3 separate regions of the Homo sapiens genome follow, and all the other regions are linked to region 1. A link is a loop called in an ENCODE intact Hi-C map of the cell type or tissue named here. Cell type or tissue: mammary epithelial cell. All regions are shown on one strand.

The links. Hi-C counts contacts between places; a loop is a spot of excess contacts. Peaks named below come from ENCODE experiments on the same cell type or tissue, not always from the same donor. Only the 100,000 strongest peaks of a DNase experiment are listed, where the experiment ranks them.
Region 2: it touches region 1 in a loop (6-fold over the local background); 13 of 110 quality-filtered maps call a loop at or near these places.
Region 3: a loop joins it to region 1, with 20 times the contacts of the local background. A loop is called at or near these places in 5 of 110 quality-filtered maps.

Annotation. Positions count from the first base shown.
Region 1 is chr1:224,918,820-224,926,819 of GRCh38, reverse strand. The region is part of intron 1 of LOC105373109 (a long non-coding RNA gene); the gene reads left to right. It overlaps LOC124904524 (a long non-coding RNA gene), which reads left to right and starts at 2,584. Exons shown (of 2, transcript XR_007066899.1): 1 at 2,584-3,322; 2 at 4,077-7,283. In mammary epithelial cell, a CTCF peak has its summit at 4,082 (motif pointing right); no DNase peak of the experiment used is centred here.
Region 2 is chr1:224,849,845-224,857,844 of GRCh38, reverse strand. No RefSeq gene overlaps it. Among named protein-coding and RNA genes, the nearest start is that of DNAH14, 76 kb to the left of the region's middle. In mammary epithelial cell, CTCF peaks have their summits at 4,693 (motif pointing right) and 6,176 (motif pointing right); no DNase peak of the experiment used is centred here.
Region 3 is chr1:223,694,708-223,702,707 of GRCh38, reverse strand. The region is part of intron 1 of LOC105373281 (a long non-coding RNA gene); the gene reads left to right. It also overlaps a transcript of CAPN2 not described here. Among named protein-coding and RNA genes, the nearest start is that of CAPN2, 14 kb to the left of the region's middle. RefSeq lists an enhancer at 776-1,622. In mammary epithelial cell, CTCF peaks have their summits at 4,312 (motif pointing left) and 6,096 (motif pointing right); DNase peaks (open chromatin) are centred at 1,277 and 1,597; H3K27ac peaks cover 2,710 bases.

The sequences.
Region 1 (8,000 bases):
GCTTATTAGGCCACTGGATTCCTTGAATAAGTATAAAGGGACTTAAATTTTATAAAGCAATTTGATATATGAGCAAATTCAAATAGCACTTTCAAGTATGAACTGCATAAATGGATAAAGAGTATAACATTGATATGGTATTATTTGGATTTTTAGCAAGACATTTGGTAAAGATTCTCATGATATCCTTATGGATAAAAAAGTGATATTGTGCTTAGGAATTTTTTAATTCATGGTAAAAGGTTTCTAATGCTATATTGCTAGGCTCTCCTTGGCCTAATTCCTTTCAAAGTTTTTATTAAAGAGTTCGATATTGACATCATGGCATGCTGGTTTAGGTGCATACAATATGAAACTGGGATGGGTAAATAAATGAGCCAGGATCAAAGAGAATCTTTATAAACTGAAACAATGCACCAAGTCTAACATGGTCCAGTTTCATAGGGGTATGTGTAGAATATAGTTGGGTCCAAAAAACTAACTTTGCAAAAACATATGGGGGTAGATGTGGTTTAACAATAGTAATCATGAACAAAATCTTAAGGGTTTTAGTTGATTGTGAATTTCTTGAGTTCACAGTATGATTTGGCTGGAGGTAAAGTTCATCAATTATCCTGAGGAAGTGGGAATAGACATATTCTTTGATGCTCCAGGGTATACAACCAGAGCCCATGCATGAAAACTATAAGAGGGCAGATTGACATTAAATATCAGGGAAAAAATGTCTGATTAGTCAAGCTGTCTAAGTATGGATCCCACACCTTGAAAAGTAGCGAAACCTCTGCCAGTGGGAGGACTTGTTTGAAGCAGAATCGGGGGACTTGTCTAAGTTGTGTAAGCAGAGGCCTGACAATCATTTGAAGAGAATGTTGAAGGGGAAGTTGATACATTGGATGAGATACATTCAATGAGTTATAAGATCCCTTCTGACAAGTATTAATAGATGGAATACTGTGGAGCTAATGAACCACGCCCACAGCAGATACTCCACCACCTCCTCTACCACTGAGCTAGTGTGTATACTTTGGAAACCACCAACAGTTTGGAGTTGACACTCTAGAAACCAGTTAGCATTCTCTGTGGCTATTGTAATACATTTGTTCTTTTTTTTTTTTTTTTTTTTGAGATGGAGTTTCACTCTTGTCACCTGGGCTGGAATGCAATGGCGTGATCTCAGCTCACTGCAACCTCCGCCTCTGAGGTTCAAGCAATTCTCCTGCCTCACCCTCTCGAGTAGCTGGGATTACAGGTGCCCGCCACCACGCCCAGCTGATTTTTGTATTTTTAGTAGAGACGGAGTTACTGGTTTCGAATTTCTGACTTCAGGTGATCCGCCTGCCTCGGCCTCCCAAAGTGCTGGGATTATAGGCGTGAGCCATGGCGCCTGGCCACAAATTTGTTCTTAAAACAAGAAAATGTTATGCTCGCAGTTCTGTAAACCAGAAGTCTAAAACTAGTTCCACTAAGCTGAAATCAGACACCTGCAGGGCTGCACTGCCTGCAGAGGCTCCAAGGGAGAATCTATTCCTTGCCTCATCCTGCTTTTGGTGGCTGCTGGCATTCTTTGGCTTGTGGCTGTTTCACTCCAGTCCCTGCATCTGTGGTCACATTACCTTATCCTCCCCTATATGCCAGATCTCTTCCGCTTCTCTCTTATAAGGAAGTGTGATTACGTTTAGGGCTTACCCAGATAATCCAGGATAATCCCCTAATTCAAGAGCCTTAACTCAATCACACCTACAAAGCTCCCACCCACCCCCCCCACCTTATTTATTTATTTATTTTTTGTCATGTAACGTAACAGTCACAGGTTTCAGGGATTATGTATATCTTCTGGGGTGCTGATTATTCTGTCTATCACAAAGCCCATACGCTTTTCCTAGGAAAAAATAAAGTAAAAAATATATGGAATGAAAATGTAAAATAGAGGTTGGGTCTGTAGTAGATTATAGGTGGTGGTTCACGCCTATGTAATGCCAGCACTTTGGGAGGCTGAGGTGGGTGGATAGCTTGAGGCCAGGAGTTTGAGGCCAGCTTGGCCAACATGGTGAAACCCAGTCTCTACTAAAAATACAAAAATTATCTGAGAGTGGTGGTGGGCGCCTGTAATCCCAGCTATGCAGGAGGCTGAGGCAGGAGAATCCTTTGCACCTGGGAGGTGGAGGTTGCAGTAAGCCAGGATGGTGCGGCTGCACTCCAGCCTGGGTGACTGAGCGAGACTCTGTCTCCAAAAAAAAAGAAAAGAAAATGTAAAATAGTATAGCTGTACAGTATAACATAGAACATGGACTTTGTAGTTATGGTAACCTGAATTTGAATTCCAGCATGGTATCACGTTAAAGGTAAATGAGAAAAGGTGGCAGCTGCTACATGGCAAGCACTTATTAAATGGTAGCTATTATTATTATTTATACTTTGAAAAATTCATGATTTAACAGAAGTTGTTATCGGAAAGGGGTCCCGATCCAGACTCCAAGAGAGGGTTCTTGGGTTTCGTGCAAGAAAGAATTCAGGGCGAGTTCACAGTGCAAAGCAAAAGCAAGTTTATTAAGAAAATAAGGGAATGAAAGAATAGCTACTCCATAGACAGAGCAGCCCCAAAGGCTGCTGGTTGCCCATTTTTATGGTTGTTTATTGATTATATGCTAAACAAAGGATGGATTATTCAAACCTCCCCTTTTTTTAGACCATACAGAGTAACTTCCTGACATTTCCATGACATTTGTAAACAGTCATGGAGCTGGTGGGAGTGTAGCAGGGAGGACGACCAGAGGTCACGCTTGTCGCCATCTTGTTTTTGATGGGTTTTGGCTGGCTTCTTTACTGCAAGCTGTTTTGTCAGCAAGGTCTTTGTGACCTGTATCTTGTGCTGACCTCCTGTCTCATTCTGTGACCTAGAATGCCTAACCGTCTGGGAATGCAGCCCAGTAAGTCTTAGCCTTATTTTACCCAACCCCTATTTAAGTTGGAGTTGCTCTGGTTAAAACTCCTCTGACAAAATGGCATGGGAGGCTGAGGCAGGAGGATCACTTGAGCCCAGGAGTTCAAGGCCAGCCTGAGCAACATAGTGAGTGAGACTTCATCTCTAAAAGAAAAGAAAAAAAGGCATGCTAATGTTCTCTAATATCCTTTTTCTCACCTTCTCAAAAAAATCTTTGAAATGATACATAAAATGGCAAACAGTGGCTGCAACTCTGGAAACCAGAGTCTATTGGGATAGTCTATTAATAGTGGAATGTATGGCAGTTGGCTGAGATATATGTTCCTGAACTCTGCTACCCATCTTCTAAAACAGAAGAGCAAATATAATGCTGCAAAGAAGGTAGGTAAAAGTTTGGTCTTTAGAATGGCCTGACTAGAAAATTGTACAGTTATGTCTTCACTGCACCAGAATAATTTAATGCTTCAGGCAGACTGATGACCTCTTTCCCTGTCCCCACATACCCAGTCAGAGACTGCAACTCCTGTGATGCCACAGAACCAACAGCATCCAGCAGAGGAAAGGGTGCATTACATCTTATGAGGCATTCTATCTTGGAAGCACTGTGGGCAGGGCCAAAAAACAGGCCCTGGGAGCTGGGCATGTGAAGGAGTTGTATCTTTGACTTACATTTGTACAAAGAAAAACTGCAAACTACATGAGCCTCTGATAATCAGGAAAATCAGCTAGAAGGGTAGGGTATAGGCTCATCAGATCAGTGCCTATAAGGGTGACTAAGGATTGTTTACATCAACCTTAAGGCTCATTCTAGATATGAGAGAGAGAATCTACTAGCTCTCAAATTAGTACCGAGAAGAACTAAAGGCACTCAGTATACCTGGCCTCTTGGCCCACACCAAGCTGGATAGATGTCTCTATATTCAAAGATTATTAAGCAAAGAAAAGAATGCAATAATAATAGCAAAATGTTATCTCTAGCAATGTGATATTTACCATGTGCCAGGCACAATTTTAAGTTCTGTGTCAGTTATCAATATAGGATTGCTCAGCTTTGAATACACATTTCAGTTTATAGCTCTGTGATAATGAAATTCCCGAGCTATTTAAAGTGAATGCAGTGTTATGTTTTTTCCAGTAGATGGTAGTAGAGGAACATTGTCAAAGGAAGAGGAGCTCCTGCCCTTTCCAGCATAACCTGGAGTTAGCAGTATAGGTGTGAGGCCATTTTGGCAGAGCCTGCTCCAGGTACAGACCTCGAACTGGTCTCTCTGTGACCTTGAAGACTTGGCCTGGCAATAGCCTTTCTGCAGCCCTCGGGACACAGACACCACAGACCCACACAGCCCATGTACTCTGAAGGGCTCCTATCCCTGAAGATGACCCGACTCTCACTGCAGACCCACACCCCTGGCTGCTGGGTGCAAGCCTGCAGTCCAGAGGGTGGCCTGTTGCTTGCCCAGCAGTCCCAGGTCAGCTCCAGGCTGGCCAAGCCAACAAAATTCTCTGCTATCCAGTGGGCTGAATCACATCTTCTCCAACAAGGTCTGAGCCCCTTCCAAGTTTGTTTTTTCCTGCCACCCTCAACCGTAGGGTACCATGTAGTTTCCTTATATTCTATAGTTACCCTTTTGTTGATACATTTATACATCAACCTTTCCCAGTTTAGCCTACTCTCTGGTTTCTGTATCCTGACTGGACCCAGACTACTGCAAATACTTCACATGTATTAATTCATTTACTTACCATACCAATTGTATGAGGTGAGTACCATTACTGACATCATTTTTCTAATGAAGAGGTTGTGTGCGGTTAGGTAACTCATACAACCTTGTCTTTGTTTCGAAAATTTTTTAATCTAAAGACTCAGAAGAAAAACACCCTCTAAACAAATATTTTTTGTAAGATATAGAAGAAAATTTTAGAAAACATCTGTTTGGTTTTCCCAAGGAACCAAGAAAATACAGCCTTCCTATAGGAACAGAGACATAAGAAGAGAATAGACTTGGATGCAGGCAGAATTTTAAAAAGAAGCTAGCAAAATAAAATTTAAGAGAAACCAAAAATGTTGTGGAAGAATTTGAATCGTACTAAAGGCAGTACAGAGGAAAATTATTACTGCAGGAAAGCGAATAAGTGATGTGGCAGTTTAACCCCAACAGTTCTCCCAGAATACAGAGGAAAAAGAGGTGAAAAGAATGAGAGACCATAAGAGAGAAGCAGGTCAAAGAAGTGAAGGCATACCTACCAAAGTTATCTCTTCTTAGAGAAATAACTAGAATAATGGGGTCAAAAGTCCTCAGGCGGGAGGCTATTAAGAGGAAAGTAAAGCCCACATGGGGAAATTATTATCACTTATGGGGAAATTTTTAGAAGTTTCTGTGTGACCTCCCGCAAACTCCCATGGCATTTTCTTTGCACTGTGTCACTCACCCTGTTCTGCCTTGAATTTTGCTGAAAGTGTAAGACTAGCACTGAAAAGAACATATTTCAGATCCCAGTCTTTTCACTTACTGTGTGACATTAACAAGTCAACTGCTAGGCCTTGGTTTTCTATCTACCTTATAATATCTACCTAAAGTAGTTTATCTATCTTGAAAGGTTGTCTGGTGACACAAATGAAGATATATGGAAATCTCTAGACAATAGTTTCTGAACCTGAATCTTTATGTCTCTATGTGAGTCTCAATATTTAAGGACAAAAAAGCAGATGTATTTCCTTTGTGTCCCCTGCAGTACCTAGCAACTGTAGGCACTGTATAAATATTTATCAAGCATGTTTAATTTAAGATAAAAGTTAGCAAAGTAGTCTAAACCTATCCCACTATCACAAAAGGAACAATGGGTTTCATAAAGACCAGAAAAATATAGATCAATAGAATTAATTGTGTTTGTAAACAGATATAAATTCATTTATTATTGCTATTTGTTTTGGGGTTTTTTTGTTTTTGTTTTTGTTTTTTTGAGATGCTGTCTCGCTCTGTTACCCAGGCTGGAGTGTAGTGGCACGATCTCAGCTCACTGAAACCTCTGCCTCCCGGGTTCAAGCAGTTCTCCTGCCTCAGCCTCCCAAGTAGCTGGGATTACAGGCATGCGCCAACACACCTGGCTAATTTTGTATTTTTAGTAGAGGCAGGGTTTCTCTGTGTTGGTCAGGCTGGTCTTAAACGCCCGACTTCAGGTGATCCGCCCACTTCGGCCTCCCAAAGTGCAGGGGATTACGGGTGTGAACCACCACGCCCAGCTATTTGTTTTAATTTCAGTGTTTACAAAAGGCAATGAGCATTGAGCTATTTTAGTATAGATGTAAATTTTGATAATTTTCTCCATCCTTTGTTACAACTGAAACATTTTAGTTCAATACACTGTAATTTACAGCTAAATAGTACAAAATGGTGATTTGTAACATTTTGTTTTCACAAAGAAAAAATGATTTAAAATGACAGAAGAAAATTATAGCAATTAACATAGCCATCCAAAGGAATATTTTCTAAGCATATAAGATGACTACTATCATCAATAGAACTACGCAATAACTTGGATTCACAAATATGTCAACCTTCATTAAGAACCTTAAATTCCTAAATGTAAATCAAGTTACAAAAATCATTATCCATCTGGAGAGAAACCTAATGATTTCCCTATGCCAGCTGTGGAAATAACAGGTTTGAGCCATGTTAAAAATCAATGTTACCCAAATAAAGAGTTTTCTCAGATTCCTCTCTGGTAACATGCTGTTAATGTTGGTAACAGAGGCCACTGTCAGAGCATTTGCCCAAGTCCAGAATACTTCCCAAAGATAGTAGGATATAGGATATCTCTACACAGGTAGGGGCTAATTCAAGCCACTATGCAGAGATAGCCTCTATCCTACTATCCTTGAGAATTGAAAGAGAGAATACCTGTGTGGAGGTATCCTATTATCTGGTGAATTTGAGGCAGGAGAATAGGGTGTGGAGGCAAGGAACCTAAGGCCAGTTCATGCTGACTTCCTAGAACTAAATCAAAAGGAAAACCCCAATTTTCCACACCTAAGTAACAAAAGGACCAGAGGCTACTCCCTTTGCAACACTTTCTACATGGCAGATGGAAAATTGAAAGTACCTCTGATTGGTTGCAGAAAGCAACCAAGCAGATGTTTGCATAGGAGTGTAACTTTGTAACTTCACTTTGGCCTCTGATTGTGGGCCACTGCTTCATTTGCACCGGGTGTACATCAAGTGGCCAATGGTGGATTTGGACCCCAGAAGACTGTGTAACCAGGGCCTTTGAGCCACTGCTCGGGCCACTCCCACCCTGTGAAATGTACTTTCATTTTCAATAAATCTCTGCTTTCGTTGCTTCATTCTTTCCTTGCTTTATTGTGCGTTTTGTCCAATTCTTTGTTCGAAATGCCAAGAACCTGGATAACTTGCGGTCAAGACCCTTTACCGGTAACATGTATATAGAGAGGTTATCTCTCTCAATTCACTAGTTAGAGTCTACTATGCTATTTAATATTAGTGTCCTAGATGTGGCAGTCGTTTGGAAACTCTATTGGATTTCTTACTGAATTCATGGACAGTTCCCAGATTAACCTACTCAAATGTGAATCCTACAGACTTGGAGATTAAGTCTGGAGAAAGCCTTTTGGCAAACCAAACCCTGGGAGCCATCCTGGGGTTTGCATCTCATAATGCACGGGAAAGCTGATCTCTATTCAGTTTTGCAACTTCTGTATTGTTTTTACACAGGATTAAATGTTAAAACTCTTGCAGTGCTCACATCCATCTAGATTAGTTCTTTCTCTACTTCCATACAATTCACTTACGCAGTTTAGTTTCATTGGGAACTAAACTCTTGACAGTGCACAGTAGGAAGTATACTCAAAATTCAGAAGAAGCCAGGAAAAGGGATCGAGTTTGAACAAGTCCCTTCTCAGGGACTCATTACACCAAATTTACCTTACAGAATTGTTGATTTAAATGGTTTCTCTCCCTCTGATCTGTTCTTTATGTTTCAGCTAAAATAATCAGTTTACCACCCCACTAGAAAAAGGCAGGCAGGAATCTACGTGACTTGA
Region 2 (8,000 bases), 69 kb after region 1:
CACAAAACCCTTTCATTTATAACTGTTTGTCCTGAACTTAGATATGTGGCCACACCTAGCAATAAGGCACTGGTTTTTGGCCAGGCACATTGATGCCCCATATAAAATGAGGATTTTGTACTGAAGAAGGGCAGAATGTACATTGGGTTGGTGACTTACAGTCTCCCTTTTGGTACAGCTCAAAGACCTCTCCAGACTCTCTCTTATGATGGCCATCCCCCAGGCTTAGCACTAAGGAGGGCACTTCTCTGTGAATCAGCTTGTCACATTTTTGGAGCAATAAATGTCTAAAAGCTTTTGTTTTGGTTTGGTTTTGGCTCTGGTGATTGTTTTCCTATGACTTTTACCAATTTGTACTTGTTCTGTTCCATGAAACCATACTGAAAACAAATCTACATTTTTCCTTCAGTGTGACAGTGGATTTTTTTATTGGGCAATTGAATAACAGCCCTTCAAATATTTTAAGAAAGCTGTTTGGTGATAGTGAAGTTCTGCCTTTTTCAAGCTAAATTTCTCCAGCTCTTTAAATCTTTCCCCATAAAACCCTACAACATTCTTTTTGCACTCCCCAGAATGTTGATCAAGTTGTCACTGGGTCCAGATCTGACCCAGCCAGTGGAGAACTTGGGGGAACTAACTCTGTCTCTCTTATTTCCATCACCGGAGGCTGAGTCAGCTTTTTTGTCAACCACATAATATTACTGGTTCATATGGAACTTGGGTCTACTAAACTTTCAGATATTTTTCATAAGAATTGCTATTAAGATAAGTTCTTGTATTAGTCCATTTTCATGCTGCTTTGAAGACATAACTGAGACTGAATAATTTATAAAGAAAAGAAGTTTAATTGACTCACAGTCGTGCTTGGCTAGGGAGGCCTCAGGAAACTTACAGTCATGGCGGAAGACAAAACAGGCACATCTTACATGGTAGCAGACAAGAGAAGTGAGAGACAAGTGAAGGGGGAAGCCCCTTATAAAACCATCAGATCCTGTGAGAACTGACTCACTATCATGAGAATAATATCGGTGAATTGCCCCCATGATTCAATTATCTCCACCTGGTCCCGTTCTTGACACGTAGAGATTATTACAATTCAAGGTGAGATTTGGGTGGGCACACAGAGCCAAATCATATCATCCATTTTGTACTTTATAATGTTTTTAACCCAAATTAATTTGATCTTGTGATATTTTCTCTTTAATGTATGGGCCCAGCATTTTAAAAAGATCTTATTGAGCTCTTTTAGTATTTTGACTTGGCCCTCCAGGGGTTTCTCCATTCACACTGTCCTAGCTTCATATCCCCTACAGGTCTGAGCAGCTTGCCTTCCAAATCTTTATCCAAGCTGAATCACTTAGCAGAGCATTGTGATGGACAAAGCTCGTGGTAGGCTGTAAGAAATTGCCTCTCCAGTTAAAACTAACCCATTTTCATCTGAGGCAGATTCCTTCAGAGTCATGTACTAAGGCTTGGTTGAATTTCACAACATAACATAGACTGGGGAAGAAATGGACTTTACTAGAAAATGAAGCAAACGTACAAAATGAGAGTTAACAAGGGAAGGCAGGGCTCCCTCTCTCCCACTATCCTCATGAGAGGTGGGTGGTGCCAGGGCATTACAGCTGACTTCACCATGGAGGTTGTTCCAGGGGAGGGACCTGGCCCTCAGCTGCTTTCTATTCTTTTGGGGCAAGTCTGAGAACAAACTTATTGGGCACTGGGCAGTCTGGATTTGGGTGCCAGCTGTTCTCAGGAGCTTCCTGGGGGAAAGCAAGATGCCAGTGCCTGGAGACCCTAAGGCCCATGGGATGTTGCAGTCCCATCTGCTCCAGGGAGGATGCCATGGGGACACCCTACTAGAGAAAGGGATGCCCCAAATCCCAGCTGGCTTGTTGTTCAAACAACTTAGGGTAAGTTCCCAGGATCATTTTTGCTTAATTCTGTCTCTTGCATCAAACCTATTAATTAAAGTTTATTTGGGTTTAGTCTTTCATTCAGCTACAAATTCGCCTGAGAAAATGGACACCCAATGCTAATTATTCACCTTTTTTTTTTTTTTTTGGAGACGGAGTCTTTCTCTGTCGCCCAGGCTGGAGTGCAGTGGTGCGATCTCAGCTCACTGCAACCTCCGCCTCCTGGGTTCAAGTGATTCTCCTGCCTCAGCCTTCCAAGTAGCTGGGACTATAGGTGCCTGCCACCACGCCCAGCTAACTTTTTGTATTTTTAGTAGAGACAGGGTTTCACCATGTTAGCCAGGATGGTCTTGATCTCCTGACCTTGTGATCTATCTGCCCGCCTTGGCCTCCCAAAGTGCCAATTATCCACTTTGTCTACAAAGAAATCAGTAAAGCCTTGGTAAATAAATAGCCTACATCAAAAACTGACAGCGCAAGTTATACATATACACATTTCATCTACCTTTCCCCAGAATGTAAACTCTTTGAACAGAGAGACTGTGCATTATTCTGTAACCCATAGGGCTTAACCCTCTGCCCTATACAGTAATAGCAGCCACATTTATTCACTGACTAGGTTAGGCACTGTACTCGTGTCAGCCACCATTCTGGGTCTCTGACATGCATTATTTCATCAAATCCTTGCAACTCTTCAAGGGTAACCCGTGAATAATACCCATTGCATAGGTGATGAAACCGAGGGCACATAAGTACACAGGAAGTAATGGGACTGGATTTGAACTGAGCTCTATATGCCCCAAAGCCCTTCTTCTGTTGTATTAATTGTCTGATTACAGTGCAGATTAACAATAAATATCAATGAATAATCAAGTCTACTTCATCTTTGTGTTTCCAGGCAGGATTATGCAACAATCCCTGAGACATGAAGATTTATGTTATTATAATAGAGTCATGTCAACATAGTCCTCCCAGGATAAAAGCCAACTCCTAAACTTACAGCAAAGCTAACAATGATGGGATAAATACACCTGTTACCAGTTTATTAAATAAGTTGGACTCTGAGGCTACATTAACCCTTAAGCCCACCCCTCCTGAAGAATTCATTATCCCTACCACTCCACCCTTGGATAGAACCTTGGATTTGTATCATAGCTTTTCTAATTACTCTTTAGTAATAACAGTTCCTCTGACTACTTACAGTTAATAAAATGTAATCTAATAAAATTAGATTTCCAGCGATTATTATCAAAACCCTAGACTCCCATTCAATCTAAATTTTCCCTCCTGCTCCAGCGTGGACCTCCCTCAGGGGTTAGACTCCTCTTTGTCTCACTCTCTACCTCCCTGGGGGCCTTTCCAGCGTGGTTCAGGGGTTTGGAGGGGAGGCATGGGACAGAAAAGGCCTTCTGGCTGTGACTGAGAGCTTTGATGGGTTTCGGAGAATGCTCTTCCTGGGGACCCCCTTCCCTGGTGTAGCTGGTCCTCCAGCTGACCATGTACAAGCTTCTCATCCCCAACCCCACCCCAGCCACTGCTTCCAACAGTGTCCCCAGTTTCTTTCTGCTGTAGACGCCTGAGCCTGGCAGAAAGGCTTTTGGGGGCAGAGTTCTTTCAGTTATTTTCAGGCTGATCCCTCAAACGCCAGAGAGCCCATGACAATGTCTCCAGGTGAGTTTTCTCTTGGTGGTTTCTTTCTCTTGAGCTGACAGAGAAGGAAAAGGCCCTCCCTCCTCAGCCCCCATGGGTGGGGCAGCGGGTGGTGCACTGCATCCTGGCAGCCCTTTCCTGGCCTCTTGAACCCCTTGATGAAACCTTTGCCTTTTCTTACATATGTGCCAGGTGGCTGATGGGATAGGGGTCAAAGCTGGTTTCATAATTTTTGCATTTATAGTGCAGCACCTGTTGTTCTTGGCCCCCAGTGCTTTTGCTAAAGCCTTAAGAGGATACAAAAAGTTGTGTTTAACATCCTGTTTCACAAACGTGACACAAAAGAGACCTTTATAAAAATAAGCAACTCAAAGGAAGGGGACAATGAAGTGATCCATGAGAGGAAAGAAAGGCATTCATAATGCTGTTTATTGGGCTATACTTTGTGTCAGGCTGTACACTAGGTTCCATGCTCAGATCACATCACTTAATCCTCACATCAACCTGCATCCTCCTGCAGTTTTACAGATGAGAAAAATGAAGTTAATACTTTTCTCAAGAACACAGGGTGACTTTCTGAATCCAAAACCCATGCACTTAACAGAAGTTGAGAGGGAGGGTAACAGCTCTATAAAAGCCATTAAGAAGAGAGCCTTAGACCCATAGAGAAGGGCATGGGCCACACTGCTTTTGAGAGTGTGATTTGGAACCCTACTGATATGTTGCGGATTCTGTAACAGACCAACTTGGCATCTTAGAAAACTGTCACATCAAGTCTAAACTCTTCTGCCCAGTTATACCATTCTTGTCATTCCCAACTAACCAACATGGCCCCTCCACTGTCACCCAAACAGTTGCTTTTTTGGCCAAGAATGCCAAACTCCCCTTCTTTTCAATGCAGAGCTTTAGTGCATGACTTACCTCCAACCAGGAAAGTTCACAATGCTTCTTTGGCAATCTATGTTTGCCATTTTATTTCAAGACCCAACTCAGAACTCACATCTTGAGTTGGTTTTACCTGATTCGTCCCATTCTCAGCATTCATTCATTCATATCTGTCCCACTTTTATGGACCAGGAATGCAGATGGGAAAAGGGGACTTACGGCCTTGCAATTTTCTTTTACTACCACTAGATGGGGACCTTATAAGATGAAATGCTGACTCAGTTGTCCAAGAAAAATCAGGAAGCATAAATCAGGCTGACGCTTGGTTTCTAAACCAGTCAAGTAAGGCAGCAGGCAGTAACATACATACATACGTACACACGTACACACGTACATACGTACACACGTACACACGTACATACGTACACACGTATATACGTACATATGTATATTCAGAACTGAATAATTGAGTAGGGGAAATGCAACTTTGCAAGAAGCTGGGACTGCCTAGATTAGGTTTGTATTATATGATCTCATGTTCAGGATCCTAGCATGATTACTATATGTAGCATATGATTACTGAATTATACTACATCATTTTCCTCATGAAGAAACCAAGACCCAAAGATGCGAAGCGATTTATCAAAGGGTAAAAACTAAAATATTAATGTCATCTTGAAACTGTTCTATTCCATTTCACGATATCTATGGTGTATTGCAGGTAACTGTAGGTAACGGTAGGCCGGAATTTAAATTTTTGGATTCATTTGAATCTCCCACATCTCTGCAACGTTCCTAGGAATAGCCATATCAGCAGCCATGACAACCGGTTTTGAGCCCTGACTATGTGTTAAGCATCATTTTAGGTGACACATTACATAACTAAATTCACGTAGTCCTCAGAAAAGGACTGTATTATCATCATTTCTATTTTTAGATGAGAAAACAGAGGCTCAGAGATGTTAACAGGCACAGAGCTGGCAAGTGAAAGCACAAGGATTCAAACCCAGATGCAGTGGAGACCAAGGTGTGCTACTGCTGACTAGCCCCACCGTCTGTCCGTACCATGCTGGACAACCAGGGCACTCCAGAAAGCCTTCTTCATGGGCTTCTGGGCTCCCAGGGATGAGCTGGGGGTGGGTTGCCTTTTGTGCCCCTCACTGAATTGAGAGAACCCCCCTCTGCTCCTTTGCCTTCGGTGCCCTAGGCTGGACCCTTTCCTGTTTAAGCAACAGAGCAGTGGGAGCGGCCCTGCTGTGCGAGCCTCTCGAGCACAGTCTGCATTCAGTCATTTGTCATGGAAACAGTGTGGGAACGGAACAGGTGATGAGCCCTTCCATCAAAGGTGTATTCAGTACCTACTGTGGCCTCCAGATGCAGAAAGTCAAAGTAGTGCCTGCCTTCGGATCCCCCAGCCCCGTGGAGGAAACATAGAACACCTCATGGCAGTGAGCTGAGAGGACTCAGGAGGAGTGAGGGGCTGAAAGGCCAGGGCAGGGACGGGCTGAGCTGCTGCTTAGAGGGTGTCCCCGTGTTGCTACTGCCCTCCTAGCTCCTCTCCACTCCTTTGCTTTGGTCCCCAGCTAAGGGCCAGAGTGCACTTCTATCAACTTAGAATATAACAATAATCATTAAACACCATGTGGTGGCCTGAGAAGGAGTCTCAAAGTGTCTTGACCTGCCTTTTTTCCCGGGCTTGCCGAGCATGGATCCACATCACCAGCAGAGGGCACTATGCCAGAGCTGGCTCTGTTGAGGGCATCAGCAGAAAGTCCTCCAAGCTGGCACCTTGTGTTTATGCCCATTATAAAACACTGGACTTCAAGGCTCTTGTCCATAGCTCGCTTTGGGACAGTTAAACTAACAGTGCTTTACAGAGTTAGGCTGGCCTACCTTGGGAGGCACAGTCCCCACCCCCTTGTTTATTGGCAGCTGTCACTGACCAGCATAGGTCAGTACTGAGCACTCTGAGCAAGTTACCTTTTCTCATGCTCTCAGCCACCCTGGAGCAGGTGGGTCTGACTGTGGACACCTTGGAACGACCCCCATTCCAAGCCTGCACTGGATGGGCAGTGCTTAGGGCCTCACTTCTGTAACTACTGAAGGCTCAAACATTCCTTTTGGTCACCAACCCTTGTAGTGTGGTCAGGAAGAGAGATGCTGCGACCATCCCAGAGGAGCGGCCAAGGTCTGAGCTCTGAGATGCACTCCATGTCTCTACGCGCCGCTCCTCCAACAGCCACCTCAGGAGAGCATATCTTGGCAGGACAACCACAGTGACCTCTACCCTTGGTGCTAGGACCCAAGAGCTTCCCTTGCAGGAGCTGACATTAGACAGCACGAGGATGGTGCTTTCAGCCAACTTCTCAGCACCCACTCCTCCAAACACTGGGCTGCATGCTGGGGTGCAGAGGTGAAATGGCCTAGTCCCCATTCTGGAGCTCAGTCTGAGGTTGAAAAGGGTGACAACTCAATGAATTGAACATTTATTTGTGTGAATATTTGCTCATCAATCTAAAAGCCACAAACACTGACTATTTATTGTGCTCTGCCCCAGATTTGCTCTCAGCTTAACACAGTGTCTGCATGTAGATACCTCTCAATACATGGTCCCTGAACAAATAAATATCAAAACAAGGCAAAGGAGGTAGCACCCTCTGCTTATGTTCATACCACAGATTCACAACCAAAGAAAATGTGTTTTCTCTACCTTTAAGGCATTCAGGGCATTTAGAAGCAGAGTGTGAGGGCGCATGTGTGTGGTCTGATGGTCCGATGATGATGAAAGCTCCTGGCTCATTTCTCTTCACACCAATGGGATGCCTGTGGTTAGGGGGGCATCTTCCCCACTGGGAAAACCTACTACCCTCACAGCCAGATTACTGTTTCCAGTTCACCAAAGTGATCCAAATACAATATGGAAACTCTGTGTGTGCTTTTGAGCTTCAATGATACAGTAGGCAAAGACCCTTGCTACCTGGGCCCCATCTCAACCGTGTGTGTGGGTGCAATAACATGGTGACCCCTCAGTCGTCAGACACAGATTTCAAAAAGGCAGCCATCAGGTAAGATCTGTAGGTAAATGCTTCAGAGGAGAGCACCTTCAATCTAGCACCAGATGATAAGTGTAAAGATGGTATCATTCATTTTGGAAAATGACCATGTCAACAAGGAAGATGCTTTTTTTTTTTTTGAGACGGAGTCTTGCTCTGTCACCCAGGCTGGAGTGTAGTGGCGCGATCTCAGCTCAATGTAACCTCCGCCTGCCTGGTTCAAGTGATTCTCCTGACTCAGCCTCCTGAGTAGCTGGGATTACAGGGGTGCACCACCATACCCGCTAATTTTTGTATTTTTAGCAGAGACGGGGTTTCACCATGTTGGTCAGGCTGGTCTCGAACTCCTGACCTCATGATCTGCCCACTTTTGAATTATGATCACTGACTCATTCTCTCATTCTCTTCTCTTTTAAAAATTTTTTAAATTGACAAGTAAAAATTGTATGTATTTATGGTGTACAACTGTTACCAGAAAGGAGTCCTAATCCAGATC
Region 3 (8,000 bases), 1.2 Mb after region 1:
CACCAGGACACTTCCACTGGCCGGGCTGCTTCTCTCTCTGGGAGGTGGGTTATGTCCTATCCTCCCCGTTTTGCTCTCTTCTTGATGTATATACAGAGGAGACTTTTCTATGGACTTAGAGATAGTAATTTTTTAGCATATTAATTTCGGTTTTCAGGGACAGCTAGTGGAAGTTTGATGGTGTCCAAATAATTCTCCATATAATGTAGTTTATTTTCCTTCCTTTGTTTCTTCCCATCTTTTTCTTTCTTTTCCTTTCCTTTTCTTTTTTTTTGTTTTTTTAGACAGGGTCTCACTCTGTCAACCAGGCTGGAGTGCAGTGGTGCGATCTCAGCTTACCGCAACCTCTACCTTCCAGGCTCAAGCAATTCTCCTGCCTTAGCCTCCCTAGTAGCTGGGATTACAGGTGTGCACCATTACGGCCCAGCTAATTTTTGTATTTTTAGTAGAGACAGGGTTTTACCATGTTAGCCAGGCTGGTCTTGAACTCCTGACCTCAAATCATCCACCCACCTCGGCCTCCCAAAGTGCTGGGATTACAGGCGTGAGCCACGGCGCCCAGCCTCCTTCTTTCCTTCCTTCCTTCCTTCCTTCCTTCCTTCTTTCCTTCTTTCCTCCCTCCCTCCCTCCCTCCCTCCCTCCCTTCCTTCCTTCCTTCTTCCCTCCCTCCCTCCCTTCCTTCCCTCTCTTTTTTTTTTTTTTTTTTTGAGACGGAGTCTGTTGCCCAGAATGGAGTGCAGTGACACGATCTCAGCTCACTGCAACCTCCACCTCCTGGGTTCAAGTGATTCTCCTGTCTCTACCTCCTGAGTAGCTGGGATTACAGGTGTGCACCACCACACCTGGCTAATTTTTGTATTTTTAGTATTGACTCACCATGTTGGCCAGGCTGGTCTTGAACTCCTGACCTCAGGTGATCTGTCTGCCTCGGCCTCCCAAAGTGTTGGGATTACAGGCGTGAACCACTGCACCTGGCCTTCTTTCTTTCTTTAAAAATATTTTTTTCTTTGCTTTTTTTTTGTTTTCTCCACATAGTCGAACATCCTGGAAATTCGTTCCTTTGCGTTAGTCTCTGAGGATGGGCCAGTTAGCTACAGAGCCATCAGAGTCTGAGTGTCTGGCACCTGAGCTCCTCCTTGGCCCACAGAAAGGCTCTGCCCACCAGCTCCCCAGAGAGAATATGGAAATGCTGCCTGGGACCAAATAAGGGAATATAATGAAAGGGGCCTCAGGGCTGAGGCTGTGTTTGAGTCACATTTTAGCAAAGCGGCCACATAGCTTCTGACTCAGAGCACAAAGATTCTTCAATTCTTCATGGCAAGAATGAGACTCACAAGAGCATAAGCTCAGAGGTGGAAAGGAGGGCAGAGCTGTCTCCTCCTGTCCAGTCTAACCAAGGCAGCTAAGAAGCTGAGGCCAGAGAAGGGAGGGTCCCGCAGCCCTAGAGAGGGCCGGAGCCAGCTGGGGCTTCCAGACTCTCGGGAGAGGTCCCATCCTGCTGCCCGCTCTGCAGGCTCTGCTCAGTCTGCTTGGATGCTGCGTGTGTCGGGAGGCCCTGTCACCCTGCCCCTGACCCGGCTATGCTGGGGAGACCTCAGCTTTCTGACTCATACTCAGAAGGGAGTGTCTTAGAGGAATTTCTTTCCACTCAAGCAGTCTATGGACTGATCAAAAGTGCAAGTCATGTCAAGACATAAGTGCTCTCTAACATGTATTCTGCAATGTGGACTTGAATATAAACTGAAAAGCACAATAGTGAATAATTAGAGCTGTCATCTTGGCACGTTTTATGTAACTTCTGTGAGAGCGCGTATCACCTGGTGATACAAATATTTAGTGTCCATTTCCCCGCTAGCCCATCCATTTCTGAATGAGACACCATGTCTTTCTTGTTCACCTTTGTGATCCTGGCATAGTGCCTGGCACCTGGTGGGTGCTTGGTAAAGGTTTGTTGAACGAAGGGTCATAGGCACAAAGCGTTCCCAGGGAAAACTTGTTGGCATCTTTGATGTCAGAATCATTGATTTAGGGTGAGGGAAATGCTCCCTGGGCCCTGTGTCATGCTAAAGGAGTCCCTGAATTGAGAACTTTGAGGAGCCCAGATTTACTATCCACTAGGATTGCTTCAAATGTCTGAGTTTAGGGTGGGGTGGAGTGTACCCTCCTTTACAAGAGAACCAGAAGATTCCTCCCCCAGGGTTTAATGCTTGAATTCCTCTAGGAGAAAGATAAGAATGTTGCAGAACAGAGCTGTGCAAGCATTTCTTGTTGCTCCCTCCTCCCTCTCTCTCTTTCTCTCTCTCTCTGGGGCTGACTGGTCTGTCCCTAAGTTGTGGGTGCTGGTGCTGGTGTGGAGGGGGGATGAAGGGCCCAGGACATCTCTATGGGGTCTACTTGGGACCAGACTGGCCATCAACACACAGCCCAGCCTCTCCACTTGATTGCCACTCCTGGGGGCATTTCGGTGGACTACAAAGTGCTAGAAACCATGAAGTCCCTGGACGCCCCCTTGGCGCCCTGAGCATTCTATGTAGGGATGGGGGTGGTTGAGTGTGTTCTGGGAGTAGGGTCCTGGGGGAGGGTGGTGGTAGTAATGTGAGATTGGTGTCAAAGAAAAGAAAAAATTATTCGGTGGCACTTGTTGAGGTATGATTAGGAAGGCTTTATTCAGGACTGTTGCAATAGGCATAGGGGCCACTGCAATGGGGTTTTGCGGGGTGGATAGAGATTGGGCTCAACTCGGAATATGGCACGGCCAGGTGGGAATGCATAGCCAAGAAGCAGAGTGGGGGTCAGTGACAGATAATTACTAAGAGTAAACGTAAAGAATAAGGGGGATTCTGGCTAAACCCCCTAACCGAGTCTTGCTGAAGACAGGACAGGGTCATTGGACATCACCTAGATGGTGGAGGATGAGGAGCACAGTTAGATATTGGGGATGATCAGATAGCAAGGTGTTGAGGGGTTCTAGCTAAACTGACTTAGCAGGGTCCTCGTTAAAACTGAATTTTTCAAGGAAGTGCACAGATGGGCCTAGGAAAGGATCAGGAGGCTCACTAAAGTTTGGTCAAGCAAAGAATCTTTGTCAAGGGCCAGAAGAGGCCAGAGGTGAGGCCGAGAGGTGGGGAGGGACTAGCTGCTATAGGACCTTGTAAGGGCAATTGGAGGGGTTGGAAGTGAAGGGTGAAAGAGGTGAGTGTGGTGGTCAGGCTGGTGGGGAAGGAGTAGGGCTCTAGGCAGCTCTGGTGGAGAGGCTCCTGAGCCCCATCACAGGTGTTCCAGGGTCCATGAGAACTTCTTCTGATAGCAGGACTGTAGGCCCATGGTCCTGCTTGCCCACTCTTCAGAAGCAGGCCCTGATGGAGAAGAACTTGGCTTTTTATTTTTTATTTTTAAGAGACAAGACCTTGCTCTGTCACCCAGGCTAGAGTACAGTGGCATGATCATAGCTCACTGCAGCCTCCGTTTCCTGGGCTCAAGTGATCCTCCCACCTCAGCCTCCTCAGTAGTTAGGACTACAGGCATTTACCACCATGCCAAGCTAATTTGTGTGTGTATATGTGTGTGTGTGTGTAGAGATGGGGTCTCGCTATATTGCCCAGGCTAGTCTGGAACTCCTGGCCTCCATAATTATCCTGCCTCAGCCTCCCAAGTGTGAGCTTGGCTTTATGAAGATACAATAATTTGGGGGCTTCTCCTAGTCTATTCCCACTCACGATTTTTATTTTTATTTTCACTTTTTATGTTTTTTGAGAAGGAGTCTCGCTCTGTCACCCAGGCTGGAGTGCAGTGGCATGATCTCAGCTCACTGCAACCTCTGCCTCCTGGATTCAAGCAATTCTCCTGTCTCAGCCTCCCGAGTAGTTGGGACTACAGATGCCTGCCATCACGCCCGGCTAATTTTGTATTTTTAGTAGAGACGGGGTTTCACCATAATGGCGATGCTGGTCTCGAACTCTTGACCTTAGGTGATCCACCCGCCTTGGCTTCCCAAAGTGCTGGGATTACAGGCGTTAGCCACCGCGCCCAACCCCCACTCACAATTAAACACAGCCTGCACATGTATTTCTGCACCAACAGGTTGACAGGCTCTCATTGGAGAGAAAATAACCCGCTCCATCCTTTTGTGCAACTGGAATGATTTGTGTGTCTTGGGAAGTTTTAAAGGTCACCAAGATTTCCTGAACAACAAAAATAAGCCTGTAGTAATAAAGTTATTACACCACAATCATGCTCTTCACTGTGAGCTATAGCGGGTGGTCCTGCCCAGGCAGGTGATGACGGTAAAATGGCGCCTCCTGGGGCCCGTTTGATGTTGTATTGGCTCCACCACGTGGCAAAAAGCAGTATTGTTATTTCAAAGCAAGAAAACCCCTAATTTAGCCATGGAAAAGGAAACCTCTATTTCAAAAGGCCTTTGATGCTTTTCAGCATAAACAAGTAAAACTGGCAAAATGTCTTGTTTTGGATCTCAGGCAGTCATGACTCCAGATCCCAAAGCCCTCTGGAGTCTGATACTGAGTTCCTCATGAACTGACCCATCTATTTATGTATCTATCTGTCTATCTATCATTATTTGTGACCACACATAACGTGCCAGGCATAATGCTGGGTACTGAGGCTTCAACCGTGAACAGGATACTGTACTGTCCTTACAGAGGACATAGACAATGGGCAACAGGCCATTGCAATTCACTGTGGTAAGCGCTATGGAGACAAATTACTGAGGATCCTCACCCAGATTTGGGGAGTCTTGGGTTATTTCACTTAGCATAATATCCTCATAATATCCTCAAGTTTCATCCATGTTGTGGCACGTGACAGGATTTCCTTTCTTCCTTCCTTCCTTTTTTTTTTTTTTTTGAGATGGAGTTTTGCTCTTGTTGCCCAGGCTGGAGTGCAAAGGTGCAATCTGGGCTCACCGCCACCTCCGCCTCCTGGTTTCAAGCAATTCTCCTGCCTCAGCCTCCTGAGTAGTTGGGATTACAGGCATGCACCACCACGCCTGGCTAATTTTGTATGTTTAGTAGAGATGGGGTTTCTCCATGTTGGTCAGGCTGGCCTTGAACTCCCAACCTCACGTGATCCACGTGCCTCGGCCTCCCAAGGTGCTGGGATTACAGGTGTGAGGCACTGTGCCCAACTGATTTCCTTCTTTTTAAGGTGGAATGATATTCTATTGTCTTGGATATACCACATACACTGAGAAAGTCTTTTTACATTTAATTTTTTTTTTTTATTTTTGAGATGGAGTCTCACTCTGTCACTCAGGCTGGAGTGCAGTGGCGCAATCTTGGCTCACTGCAACCTCTGCTTCTTAGGTTCAAGTGATTCTCCTGCCTCAGCCTCCTGCGTAGCTGGGATTACAGGTGCGTGCAAACACGGACGACTCTTCTTTTTTTTTTTTTTGTATTTTTAGTCGAGATGGGGTTTCACCATGTTGGCCAGGGTGGTCTCAAACTCCTGACCTCAAGTGATCCACCTGCCTCGGCCTCCCAAAGTGTTGGGATTACAGGCACAAGCCACCACGCATGGCCAGGAAGTCTTTTTTTTGAGACAGGGTCACTCTCTGTTACCCAAGCTGGAGTGCAGTGGTGTGATCATGGCTTACTGTGGCCTTGACCTCCTGGGCTCAAGTGATCCTCCCACCTCAGCCTCCTGAGTAGCTGGGACTACAGGTGTGCACCACCACATCTGGCTACTTTGTGTATTTTTCATAGAAACGGGGTTTCACCATGTTGCCCAGGCTGGTCTTGAACTCTTGAGCTTAAGTGATCCACCTGCCTTGGCCTCCCAAAGTGCTGGGATTACAGGTGTAAGCCACCGTGCCTGGCCCTAAGGGAGGAAGTCATCAACTGGGGCCTGAGAGCTGAGTTCAATTAGTGTAAGGGTGGATGGATAGACGGAGAGAGGATAGGAAGGGGAGAGGGCTCCAAAATGACTGAGTAATTGGCTGGGAACTGAGAGAAGTTTCGGTGGCTGTAGTGTGGACTGTCAGATGAGGATGGTGATGGGAGATGGGGCCAGAGAAGAGAGCAGGTGCCGGGACACACAGGGCTTGTGAGTTCCGCGAAGGAGTTTGCCCAGTGTCCAGCAGGGGGCAGTAGTGGTGGTCTCCCCACCTTGTTCCTATGGGCTGATTTGGGCTGTGGTTCTGGCTGCGTGGCCTCTGTGTGTCTGTTTCCTCAGCCAGATCTTCTCTGAGTGGACAGCACTTCGAGAAGACCTACGTGGGATGGTTGGATCCTGGAGAGGCCTACAAGTAGCCATCGATTCAGTCCAGACACTATTTGCTCTGGAATGTGCGGGACTGGCTCACATTGGCTCCTGAGAGGAGGGAGAAAATGTGCGCAGGGCAAGTTGGAGACGTTATTTCTCAGTTTGCAGTTGGTTGGATCATGTCAGCCCATCAGGATATTTTAGCCAGGATGGAAACGAGCCTTCTAGAGCATTTAGGATGGGGATTGCCACTTGGGGAATTAAAGGCAATAATGACAAAATGAGCTTATCAGAGGACCTAGTAGGATTCTCATTCCTGTGGCTGGGTACTGTTGACAGGAGGGCAGCTTCCTGGGCACTCGAAGGCAGGAGGAACTTGACTCTGAACACGGCTAACGTCCTGTATTGTACAGCTGTGGTCATGCTGTGAAATTCTTGTGTCTTCTAGTTATATTTAGAGGAATTATATCTTTTTACTGTGTCTGTTGGTATTTTTACATCAATCACAGTCCATCTTGTAACAATAAAATAATCTTTCAAAAATGTTTTCTGTTTAAATTAGCCTAAAACTCTCCCTTTCTCTCTCTTTCTCTTTTTGAGACACGGTCTCACTCTGTTACCCAGGCTGGAGTGCAGTGGCACGATCATAGCTTGATTATATCTCACTGCAGCCTTGACCTCCTAGGCTCAATGATCCTTCCACCTCAGACTCCTGAGGAGCTGGGACTACAAGCACACACCACCATGTCCAGCTAATTTTTTTTTGTAATTTTTTGTAGAGGCCAGGTTTTGCTATGTTGCCCAGACTGATGCTGAACCCCTGAGCTCAAGCAATCCACCTGCCTTGGCTTCCCAAAGTGCTGGAATTACATGTGTGAGCCACTGGGCCCGCCCCCTAAAACTATCTCTCATTTTTCAGCAAAAAATCTGATGAGTACTAATTCCCTTTTCTCCCAACTTCGTGTCTAAGATTTTGAACGTTGGGTGTTTAATGTCTAACGGTATTTTCCTTCATGAAAACATGCAGGAGAGGGAGCTGCAGCTGCAAACTAATGTTCTGAGGCCTCTTCTCCCTGTTCTCCTGCAAGAAGTCCGAGGTTCATAGCACTGTGACTAAGAACACATCTTAGATAGCAGGGCCTCCGGATAGAGAGTGCCAGGGGCCAGAGGAGACCAGGCTTCCCCTCCACAGGTATTAGTGTGTATGTGGGGGTGAGTCTGTTGTGGCTTGGGGCTGTCCCTGGCCATTCCACTGAGAAATGAGCCTCATGTGCTGGAGGGCCGCCTGCCACTCTGGTCCTTTCTGCCTATGATCCAAAGGGGAGGATGGTGCCTCGTTAGCCTCATCTCACTTGTTCCCTGTTAGTTGATCGGGAAGTGTGGCCAAACCAGTCTGCCTAAGACTACACACCCTGAACTGATATGATGGAGGTTGACACCAATCTTTTGGGGGGTCTTTTGGAGGATTTTTAAAAAAATAAACTTCAGCTTTATCAAAAATTATGGAAAAATTGCAAGACTAGTCCAAACCCCTCCTGCATATTTTTTACCCAGATTCACCAATTATTTACCTTTTGCTTCATTTTTGCTTTATTATTCTACCATCCATCCATCCATCCATCTACATACACACCATTATATGCATATACATAGCATTATATCCCCATTACATATGCATATATGTGCTGTGTGCCTGTGTGTGTATATTTTTTCTGAACCACTTGAGAATCAGTTGCAGACATTGTGCCCATTTACTCCTAAGTACTTCAGGGTGTATGAAA